2 separate regions of the Homo sapiens genome follow, and region 1 is linked to region 2. The links are chromatin contacts, found by Hi-C or POLR2A ChIA-PET in ENCODE. All regions are on one chromosome and are shown on one strand. The core of a region is the stretch at or near the end of the contact, and the rest is flanking DNA. Distances in the headings are between cores, read along the strand shown. Region 1 overlaps CD99L2 (CD99 molecule like 2). Region 2 holds the start of HMGB3 (high mobility group box 3).

Region 1 (5,881 bases), core at 1,769-4,268, 110 kb before region 2:
GTTAACAAGAATTTATTGTATATTTCAAAATAGCTAGATGAGAAGAATTATAATGTGCTCAACACAAAGAAATGATAAATGTATGAGGTGGTGGCTATTCTAATTACCTTGATTTGATCATTACACATGATATACATGTATCAGAGTATCACAGGTACCCCTACAATATGTACAATGATACATCAATTTTTATACAGGTTTTTGAACAGGGGAAACTGGGTGTGTAGCACATGAGAAGACTCTGCTATTTTCACAATTTTTCTATAAATCCAAAATGTTCTAAAATTTAAAAATCAAAAGAAAAAAAAAACAGGTAGCTCCTGGGACCTATTTCATCCTACTCATCAGCCTGTTTTTTTTGTTTTCTAGTTTTTCCAAATGTGCAAAAACTTTCCTAATTACTGTATGTTTACTGAAGACATTCCTTTTTTACTTTTATTTTTTAATTGACAAATAATAGTTGTACATGGCTGGAGGTGGTGGCTCACACCTGTAATTCCAGCACTTTGGGAGGATGGGGCAGGCAGATCACTCGAGTCCAGGAGTTCAAGACTAGCTTGGGCTACGTGGCAAAACCCTGTCTGTACCAAAAATACAAAAATTAGCCAGGTGTGGGGGGACACGCCTGTAGTTTCAGCTACTTGGGAGGCTGAGGCAGGAGGATCACTTGAGCTTGGGAAGCAAAGGTTGTAGTGAGCTGAGATCTCCCCTACTGCGCTCCAGCTTGGGCAACAGACTGAGACCTTGTCTCAAAATAATTAACTGTAGTACATATTCATGAGGCATATAGTGATGTACTGATACATATAATAACATAATGTGGGCCAGGTGCGGTGGCTCACGCCTGTAATCCCAGCACTTTGGGAGGCCAAGGAGGGCGGATCACCTGAGGTCAGGAGTTCGAGACCAGCCTGGCCAACATGGTGAAACCCTGTCTCTAATAAAACTACATGGCTGGGCACGGTGGCTCACGCCTTTAATCCCAGCACTTTGGGAGGCCGAGACGGGGGGATCACAAGGTCAGGAGATCAAGACCATCCTGGCTAACACGGTGAAACCCCGTCTCTACTAAAAATACAAAAAACTAGCTGGGCGTGGTGGCATGTGCCTATAATCCCAGCTACTCGGGAGGCTGAGGCAGGAGAATCGCTTGAACCCGGGAGGTGGAGGTTGTAGTGAGCCGAGATCGTGCCACTGCACTCCAGCCTGGGCGACAGAGTGAGACTCTGTCTCAAAAAAAAAAAAAAAAAAAAAAAAAAAAAACCTACAAAAATTAGCTGGGCGTGGTAGCACATGCCTGTAATCCCAGCTACTTGGGAGGCTGAGGCAGGAAAACAGCTTGAGCCAGGGAGGCGGAGCTTGCAGTCAGCAGAGATTGTGCCATTGCACTCCAGCCTAGGCGACAGAGTGAGACTCCATCTCAAAAATAATAATAATAATAATAATAATAATAATAATAATAATAATATATTGTATGGTGCCCACATTAGTGTAATTAGCGTATCCATCATTTCAAACATTTATCATTTCTTCATGTTGGTAACATTCAATATCCTCCTTCTGGCTATTTAAAACCATATATTCTTGGCTGGGTACAGTGGCTCACGCCTATAATCCCAACAGTTTGAGAGGCCAAGGCGGGCAGATCACTTGAGATCAGGAGCTCGAGACCAGCCTGGCCAACATGGTGAAACCCCACCTCTACTAAAACTACAAAAATTAGCTGGGCATGGTGGCACATGCCTGTAATCCCAGCTACTCGGGAGGTTGAAGCAGAAGAATCGCTTAGCCTGGGAGGCAGAGGTTGCAGTGAGCCAAGATCTCTGTACTCCAGCCTGGGTGACACAGTGAGACTCTTGTCACACACATACACAAGAAACATATATTCTTGTTAACTGTAGTCATCCTAATAGTATAGAACACTAGACTTATTCTTCCTATCTAGCTGTAATTTTGTATCCTTTACAAAATCTCTTCCTAACTGCCCCCTTCCCCCTAGCCTTCCCAGCCTCTAGTATCCTCGAATCCACTTTTTACTTCTATGAGATTAACTTTATTTAGCTTCCATATATGAGTGAGAACATGTGGTGTTTCACTTTCTGTTGCTATCAGCCTGGGTTTTAAGAGGACAGAGGCTCAGGGATGTAGGTGGTTTCCTGTGAAGACTCCAATCCTTTGAATAGAATCCATGGAAGCATACTTGTGATGGCCTCGTGGCAGAAGATGATTAAAACTGAGTTACACACATGAGGATCAATAAACAAAGATGACTATGATGCTGGATCAGATTTCTGTGATGTTCTCTTTTGCAATCTGCCAAATTCTCTGCTCTTCAATAGTTTCTCTCATGGTCAAGGCAAGTGAATGAGACTTTCCTGGATAATAAGTTTAGTATTTTCTGAAAATGAGCTTGTCCCGATGATGGTCCCTGTGAAATGCCTCTCCTTGTGAGTCTGTTCTCTCATCACTAGTAGGAATGTCTAGGTTCTGTATCCAGCCTAAGAACCTCCAAAGGAACCTCCTGGAAATCTCACCTTGTAAGTTAACTTCTCAGCATCTAACTCCCATGTGTGCAGGGAGACCTGTACAAACCATTGCCATCTGAGGAAATGGCACCACTGCTCCTCAAGCCAGAAACTTGGGCATTACCCATGACAACTCCTTCCCCTCACCACCCACATCCGACCCATCAATGAGGCCAGTCAATTCGACCTAACAAATCCCTCTTGCATCCAGTCATTTCCTTCAGGCCCACTGCCATCACCCTGGTCCCTCCACTAAGCACTTTGGACATACCTTACTCTAGTTCATTTCCACTTTGTTTCTATCTCATATTTGTATGTAATTCTAATGTTTTCGGTATGTGTGTGATTGTGTCTTCTCCAGATTTCTTCTGGATCTTCCCAAGGTGCTCTACTGATCTGACAGAAAACACCCTTCAGAGTGCCCTGAGTGGCTGCCAGTCCACAGCTAGCCAGTCAGGAGAGGACGGCATGTGCTTGTGTCACTGTTGCCAGCCAAGGCGTCTGCTCAGGCCCTCTCTTTGCCTTCCTCAATAAAGAGCTATTTTACAACCTTTGTACTAAAGAGAGAAGAAAATAATCAGACTCCCTCTTTGAGAAGTGTTCTTTGAAAATGACTATCCATATAAGCAAGTAGTTTTAAAAAAAAACTCTTTCAAACATGTTTGTATCTTTGGCCTTTTGGAGGAAGATGGGGAGGGGAGACTGGGGAGGGAAGACTGGGGAGGGAATAGCTGACTGGCAAGGTTGTTCTCATCCCCACTGCTGGTGAGGCATTTGATTTCATAAGTATTAATCAGAATCACTCTTGATTATAGCAAAAACAACCTTTGCTATAATTTTAATGCAATTAACTAGAATATATGGTAATTCTGAGCAATCTTGCTCTTGAGATTAAAGAACAGCCTGCCAGGAAACATACGAATAAAGCTTTAAGATCAAAATTTGCATAATTAGGTTTCTTCCCTGCTCTGCCCACCCCAACCCCACCCTCTCTGGCTATGCTAAATTCTGCTTAAAGGAGATATTAAAAGTCAGCAAGCCTACTGCCTGGGCTTCCCTCCCAGGCTGGCATGTTCCTCTGTGAAAGCATGTTTATGTTCCGTGCAACACAGCTCTGATGGACTAACAGACAGCCAAAGACAGGCGGACGAATTACAGAGTGCACAGATTTTAAGCCATACTTCCAGAGGCTGGAGTAAACAAGTCACAATGCCTTCATGGTACTAAACTGCCAGGAAGCAGTCCGTACAAAAATGAGCCGGGCATTGTGGCATGTGCCTGTAATCCCAGCTTCTCAGGAGGCTGAAGCAGAAGAATTGCTTAGCCAGTGAGGCAGAGGTTGCAAATTTGTCATCCTGCTCTGTGGAGGTATCATACTAATCAATGCATCAAACCCCAGAACTACAGGTTTCATATTCAATGTTTTAATGCCTGGTCACAAAGGATGTCCTCATCACATATTCCTCCCTCCTCCCAGGCTCAGGAACTGCTGCCACCAGAAAGGCTCCACCTCCTACACCCCTCCTTTAACAGGGGCTGGGACAGCCAGAGCCACTGTCTCACCCCACTGCACTGCACCCCCCCATCCTAGCAGCCCCAGAATCCCTAACTCTCTTGGGAGAGTCCGCCTTGCTCCAGGAGGGAAGAAAAGGCAGCAAGCAGTTATTTTCCTGTATAAGGGACAAGCAGAACTGTGCACATACACTCCTGAGAAGAGGGGGAATGCGAGGAGTGACGGGAGCACTCGCACCCATCTGGCACGCTGGCTGAGGGCTGAGCATCTACAGGAACTAGCGAAACAATCCCTATGCCTCCCACACACAAAAGGATTTTTAACATTTAAAATTGTGGGAAATGTCGACAGTCCCATTTCCTTTTAAATAACTTATTCTTGGATGTGCAGTAAGGCTTGGGCCAAAAGGTTAATATTCCTTTATCAGAAGGCTTAGAAGACACAGAAATCATTTTTGCTATTTGCTGCTTTGAAAATGCAGAAAGGAGGAAAATGACAAGACAGGGGAACAGTTGGTCCTTTTTTTTACCTTCAACCTCAAGCTGTAACCCCACACCAGAGATTACTCACATAACTAAAAACAGGCTCTGACCTCTTGCTCAAGCACTCATATTTATATCCTCTATCTCTCAAAACCCCTGGAAAATATCAGAAAAGCAGCCTACAAGCAAATACATTCATGAAAGCACTAGAAACACGAGGCAGGTAGGGAGGGCATCCACAGATTCAGACTGAAGGTTGATAAGATTGGAATGACAGAAAAATCAAAGCTGGAGGAGCCGAACACCAGCAAATATTGGATATGGTGCAGAGGAACTGGAACTCATATACTGCTGGTAGGAGTAGAAAATGGTACAACCACTTTGGAAAACTCTAACTGTTTCTTAGAAAAAGTTAAACATCTTCACACCCCATGAGTCAGCAATCTCACTCCTAGGTTCCATCCAAGAGAAATGAAAACATATCCCCAAAAAGCCTTGGACACAAATATTCGCAGCAGCTTGATTTGTAATAGCTCTAAAGTGAAAATAACCCAAGTGTCCATCAATAGGAGAATAGATAAATAGAATAGATGCACATAATGGAAAACTGTTCAGCAGTGAAAAGGAATGCTGACACATACAGTACGGCTGAATCTTGAAAACATTATGCTGCATGAAAGAGCTAGAAACAAAAAAGGAAATAATCTATAGTTTCAATTCTATGAAATTCTAGAAGAGATAAAATTAACCTATGGTATAAAAATCAGATCAGGCTGGGCACAACGGCTCACCTGTCATCCCAGCACTTCAGGAGGCTGAGATAAGAGAATCACTTGAGCCCAGGAGTTCAAGACAAGCCTGGGCAATGTAGGGAGACCCTGTCTCTACAAAAAAGTTAAAAATCAGCCAGTCATGGTGGTACATGCCTATGGTCCCAGCTACTTGGGAGTCTGAGGTGGAAGGATTGCTGGAGCCCGGGAGGTCAAGGCTGCAGTGAGCTGTGATTGTGCCACTGTACTCTAGCCTGGGTGACAGAGTGAGACCCTGTCTCAAACAAAAACAAACAAAAAAACACTCATAAACAGATCAGTGGTTGCTGGGGGCAAGGTGGGGAAGTGCTATGAGGGAACATTCTGGGGGTGACAGAAAATGTTCTGTCTTGATATGCACTCATTGAAACTGACTGAACTTAAAGATCTTAATATGTTAGCATTTTACTGTATGTGAATTATACCTCATTAAAAAAATGTTTAGGAAACATACCAGAACTGAGCAACAAAATTTTAAAACACTACCAAAGATGACTACTGAAGATCTTAATATCAGAAAGTTTTCCTGTGTGTAAATTATACCTCAATATG
Region 2 (5,966 bases), core at 1,227-3,726:
GTGTGACCCTTGTCATCCATCCAAGGGCCCACCACCCTGGTTCCCCCACCAAGGTGCCTGCCAACTGTGCCGTGTCACTTGCCACTGTGGGCAGTTGCTGGGCAGTAGCTGGACCCCAACTTGAATCTCTGGTCTAGAAAGGCCTGGCAACCTTGAGAGGCTAGGGTGCTCTGGCAGAGGCGAGGTATTGGTCAGATCACTTGTGGAAACCCTGCTCCCCTCTAGGCCTTGTGGAGACAGGGGAAGAGGGAGTGGCTTGGGCAGGTCAGGCCCTGGGAAACTGCTTGTAGAAGGAGCAGGGAGGGGCTGTCTGTCTGGAGAAAAGGCCTGGCCTGCCATGAACTATCTGAAGGGTGAGGGATTACCCTGTGTGGAGATGTTGACCTTAAGGCTCAGAGGTGGCTGGAGATGGAAGGAACTGCCATGAAGGAAGATGGTAAGCTCCCTATGAGTGGAGGTATGCAAGCAGAAGGCAGGCAACCACTAAGCTGGTTCTAACAGGACAGAGGGATGGATGAGGTGGCCTTAAGATCTCTGAACTCCTGAGTCTGTAGTGGGGACCTGGGTTAGTGACACAATACCTGCCTGCTCTTGTCAAAAGCAGCACTATCTCTGCCTTTTTTTTTTTTTTTTCGGAGTCTTGCTCTGTTGCCCAGGCTGGAGTGCAGTAGCATGATCTTGGCTCACTGCAACCTCCACCTCCCAGGTTAAAGCGATTCTCCTGCCTCAGCCTCCTACAGGCATGCATCACCACACCTGGCTAATTTTTTTGTATTTTTAGTAGAGACGGGGCTTCATCAGATTGGCCAGGCTGGTCTTGAACTCCTGATCTCGTGATCCGCCTGCCTCAGCCTCCCAAAGTACTGGAATTACAGGCATGAGCCACCGCGCTTGGCCTCTATCTTTGCCTTTTGATCTGGATTGGAACCTTGATGATGGGAGCCAACAGCACCAGCTTCAGGGGCTCAGGCTTGGCTGGGAGGCTCAGAGGAGTTGGTAAGAGGGGGCGTAGGGGTGAAGAAGCAGGTGCCCTGTGAAGCCAGATCCTTTGCACACCTCAAACTCAGCCACGGTTTCTGGAAGCAGCATTTGGAAAATTCATGTTCTGGTGGGGCTTATTTCTGAATATAGGACTCATAAATAGCTGGATCTCTTGGCCTTTCAAAGAAAAGAAAAACCAAACTCATGACATCTCTTCCTTTGCATTATTTTCTCCAACTGTCAATCTTTAAACTGCTCTTTTTCTCACCCTTTCATTCTTTCCAGGCAAGGGCCCTCAGATACTTTCTTTCCAAATAGGGCTGATACTTGCATTTGAAGTGGAGTATTTCTTCCTTGCGTGGGACTGTCCTATGCAATGTAGGATATTTAGTATCCCCGGCCGTTCCTTCCTCTTATTGAATTCCAGCAACACCTGCCAGTCATCCAGGCACCGGCCCCACGAATTTCAGAACATCCCTTACAGAAGTGACACTGCGGCTCCTATACTTTGAAAAACATTGCCTGAATCCCCAAAGAAGTGACTAGCTCAAGGCCATACCACCAGCCAATGGCAAAGTGGAGATCAAGTCAAATCCCATTCATTCATTCATTCACTCATTCATTCCCGAAGCTTTAATTCTTTGCTCTAGGGTGTGTCAGGAGAGCAGAGGGAATGAGGGCCTTGAACCGAGACAGTGAAGAGGGTAAGAAGAAAAGTGTTATTCTTTGCCCACAAAACTACAATTTCTCACAAATTCTCTGCTCTTGCCAAATTTTGTTTTCCTCTTTTAGCCCGTCGGTTCCGCAATTTCGGGCGCAAATAAAGACCTTCTGGCATTTAGTGGAAAGAGCCTAGTTGAGCACGATCCGCAGAAGCGGAATCAGGTGGCTTTCGGATAGGCAGCGAGATCCGAGGACTAAATCCCGAGGTCTTGGCGAGCAAGCAGCTGCCCTCCGCCAGGCATCGAGGAGCGAGCTGCCGCCGCGTTTCTGTCGCGGCGCCGCGGCCGAACCGGGTAGAGGTGGTCTACCATCGGCCCTTCGTGGTGGGCCCAGGGGTGTTTCCCCGGGCAGGGGAGCTGACTGCAGGCCAGGGGCGCCAAGGCCGCGGTGCGGTGGGAGCAGAGGGCAGCGCAGCGGGGCTGGACTTCATCTTCCCACGCCAGAGGCCGAGGCCTCCGGGAATCGCAGGGCCACCTCTTCAAAGCCCTTGGCGATCCCAGTTCTGTTCCCCGAGGGGGCTGGCGAGGTGGGCGGGGCGGGCAGGCGAGACTAGGTCTTTCCCTGTTTGGCCTCCGTAGCCGGCGCCGGCGGGTCGTTCTGTTTGAATGAATGATCCCAGCAGCCGCGCCCAATGGGCGTCCACGCCTGCTTAATATGCATGAGGCCCGCAGCCAATGGCCAGGCGAGGAGGCTGTTTTAAACGGCAGAGCCCGCTGGCCAATCAGGCGGCTCTCGTGGAGGCAGCTAGCGCGAGGCTGGGGAGCGCTGAGCCGCGCGTCGTGCCCTGCGCTGCCCAGACTAGCGAACAATACAGGTACGTCTCGCACCGCCCGCTCCCGCCGCCGCCGCCGCCGCCGCCGCCGCCGCCGCCGCCGCCGCCGCCGCCGCCGCAGCGCCCGCACAACTTTCCGGCCCGCGCCGCCGTGAGCGCGCCCTGCCGCCGCCTCCCCCTGCCTCTACTCCCCATTCCCTTCCCGCCCCCTCCGCCTTCCCTCCTGCTAGGCGGCCGGGAAGGAAGAAGCAATTCAGGTGTTTCAACTTTTCCAACGCGTTCCCCGAGCTCCCCGCTTTCGGGGGTCGGCCCCCTCGGCGGACGCCCGCCCGTGGCGGCCCCAGGGGCCGCAGCCGGGAACCCAGGGCCCCCGAGGCCAGATGTTTGGGCAGCTGCGGCTGCGGCGGCTGGGCGAGCAGAGGGGCGGCTGCGGGCTGTGGGCGCTGGGCGGCGGCAGCGGGAAGGGGGCCGGGAGTTCCCCGGCCCGCGACGGACTCCGCTGGGGAACGGGCGGCCGGTGCCCGCCGGGGGCTGCGCGGCTGGTGCCCGCCGGGGGCCGCCGCACGGGCAAACTTCGCTCCCGGGCTTGGCCCGGCGCCGCGCGGGCCCGCAGGCTACGCCGCTGGCTCTGCGTTAACATGGCCGTCGCGGAGCGCCCGGTGGCCCGGGGGGGCGCGGGCCGGCCGCCCCCCTCTCGCCTCCCGCCCGCCCGGCGCCGCCGCCGCCGCTAACATGGCTGGCGCGGCGCTGGCCTCCGGCGAGGGCAGGGGAGGCGGGCGGAGCGGTCGGCGGGGCGCCCGGCGGGCTCCGGCCTCGGCCCCGGCGCCCGCGGCCCGGGGCGGGCGGCTCGGAGGGCCGGGGGCGCCGCTGCGGGCCCTGGAGCGGCCGAGCGTCATGGCTGCACGGGCGCCTTTGTTATCCCGAGGAGTGCGCCCCGCGCCGGGGGGCGGGGAGGTCCGGCCCGGGCCCCCGAGCCCCCGGGCGGCCCGGGCGGGGCGGGGCGGGGCGGGGTGGGGGCCGACGGGCGGGCGGCGGCGGCGGGGCCCGGGCCGCTTTGTTCGCCGCTGTCGCCGCCGCCCGCGCCGGCCGCGCGCGGATCAGCCATTTTAGCGAGTGGGACTCCGAGGCGCGGCGGACGCCGCCACCAGTGCCGCGGCTGCCGCCGGCCCGGCCGCACACCCCCCGCGCACCGCCACCGCCGCCGCCCCCGGCCCCGCGCGTCCCCCGGGGATGACAGCGGCGGATTTCAGGGGCACTTTCTTTCATCAGGAGGCTTTTGACAAAATGGAAGGTGAATTACGGGTGTCCCGGTGACCCGGCACGGGGGCCGAGGCGGGCTGCCTGCTGCCGGCCGGGACTCCCCCGCTCCCGGTCCCGCCCCGCCCGGGCCGCCGCTGCGGGTCTCTGTTGGGCAGCCTCCTGGGCGGCTGCTGCCAAGGGGAGCTCTTTAGTTTTACATGATGACCTTGGGTGTGGGAAAAGGAAAAGATGGCGGGAAGCTGGGGGGTGGGACAGGGACGATGACATGCCGCAGCTGCATTTTTATTTGGAAACTTTGGAGAAAGTGTTCTCGGCTGGACCTGCATTCTGGGTTACAGATGAGCACGACTAGCCCTTTTTATACACCCTCCCCCTTTAGATAGTGACGAAGTGATGAATTGAACTAATAGTACGGGGGTACCTGCTCACTTTCCAGATCTCCCGTGTTGTAAAGCCGTTTTTTTAGTAAGCCAAAACACATCAACAATAGTGACAATTTCAGATGTCCCCTACGTATAGTTCTCCTGCTTTGGTCTTGTGTTCAGCAGTGGTAAGAGTTGTTGTTTTTAATTGTGTTAACAGTTAGCAGATGACCAGATAGTCTTAAGTCATAGATTTCAAGCTTCTATCACCCCCACCAAATGTGTCCTCTCTCTACCCTTCCCACTTTGTGATTGTAGTTTCCAAAACATAGCAGTTCTGTAAACGTAACACTGAGTACCCTACTTGGGTCGGCTCCATTTGGAGCACTTGATCGCTTTTGAGAAGTAACTCGCAAACCAGCGCGCTTCGTGCTGGTCAAAAGTTAAATGACAAGCGACAATGAAGCTGATTTCTTTCCTACTCTGCCTTCTGCCACTGGTGTCCGGCATTGGGGGAAGGGGACTTCCTAACAGCAAGTGTAGTTTTAGTTTTGCTCTGCCTTTGGTACGTCTTGTACTTCTTGTCAATTCCTCCTTGCTTTTCCTCATTGTATTTCTTTGTTTCTCTTTTATCACAGTCAGGATGGCTAAAGGTGACCCCAAGAAACCAAAGGGCAAGATGTCCGCTTATGCCTTCTTTGTGCAGACATGCAGAGAAGAACATAAGAAGAAAAACCCAGAGGTCCCTGTCAATTTTGCGGAATTTTCCAAGAAGTGCTCTGAGAGGTGGAAGGTATTTTTCTTTGGTACCCTTCAAACTAGTCTTAGTTGGGTTTCTTACTTTGGGGTTACTTACCTTCAGATTTTCTCCCAGATAGCTGCTTGCTTCCTCTTTTACTTTTACTTAGAATCATTTTTGCTTGTCTTAAGAATTTTGTGTGTGTGCTTTTATTTTTTTAAGGCCCTGCACAGGTTTCAGGCCTTTACCTACCCCCTTTTGCAAGTGGTTCTAGCAACTGCTAGTTTAATCACAAGAAACTGAATAGGTATGTGTTCACTGCATCGAGGGATTTAACGAGTCCTGTTCTTTGCAGACGATGTCCGGGAAAGAGAAATCTAAATTTGATGAAATGGCAAAGGCAGATAAAGTGCGCTATGATCGGGAAATGAAGGATTATGGACCAGCTAAGGGAGGCAAGAAGAAGAAGGATCCTAATGCTCCCAAAAGGCCACCGTAAGTGACTATAGGATTCAAGATAACAATTAATACCTTTTCTTCTGCTTGGAGGATTTGGTTTTTTGGTCGTCCTGTATTTCATTTCAAAATGAAATATTTTTTAAAAGATACTTAAAAGATGGCAATACCTCTGCAAACCATTCTGTACTTGGGCTTTACGATGCAGTGCCAGCGTTGTCTGTGGTTAAGGCTGAAGTGTTTGTGGGCTGTGCTTGCACATTCACAGTGGTTGTCTGTTGGCCTTTCCATTGTGAAGGAGGCACTCTAGTTTTGGTTGTCAGGGTCCTTGAAGTATGTTCTTTATGCCTTTCCTAGTAATTGAAAGACTGGGACAGCACCATATATATATGCGCGTATATATACGCATATGTATTATATATGCATACACACACACAGAGCACCATATATATATGCGCGTATATATACGCATATATTTTATATATGCATACACACACACACGCATACATATTTGAGATGGAGTTTCGCTCTTGACCAGGCTGGAGTGCAAGGTGTGATCTTGGCTCACTGCAACCTCCACCTCCTGGGTTCAAGTGATTCTCCTGCCTCAGCCTCCTGAGTAGCTGGGATTACAGACATGCACCACCATGCCCGGCTAATTTTTTTTATATTT

What was found. Hi-C counts contacts between places; a loop is a spot of excess contacts on that map. ChIA-PET counts read pairs that join two places held with the same protein, here RNA polymerase II (POLR2A). Pooled maps may share reads with other maps.
Region 1: a loop to region 2 is called in a pooled map, with 3 times the contacts of the local background. The contact joins the enhancer-like site here to the promoter of HMGB3 in region 2. A Hi-C loop is called at or near these places in 4 of 50 pooled maps. POLR2A ChIA-PET finds 5 or more read pairs at or near these places in 4 of 52 experiments (HEK293T, Panc1 and WTC11).

Annotation. Positions count from the first base shown.
Region 1 is chrX:150,866,660-150,872,540 of GRCh38, forward strand. All of the region lies in intron 1 of CD99L2 (CD99 molecule like 2), which reads right to left. Among named protein-coding and RNA genes, the nearest start is that of CD99L2, 29 kb to the right of the region's middle. Within about 2 kb of position 3,019, at least 4 of the 41 ENCODE cell types and tissues checked have a DNase peak (open chromatin) inside an H3K27ac peak, as active enhancers do.
Region 2 is chrX:150,980,859-150,986,824 of GRCh38, forward strand. HMGB3 (high mobility group box 3) reads left to right here and starts at 2,477. Exons shown (of 5, transcript NM_005342.4): 1 at 2,477-2,518; 2 at 4,737-4,891; 3 at 5,193-5,332. The coding sequence starts at 4,742. RefSeq lists an enhancer at 1,491-2,186 and a silencer at 2,308-2,507.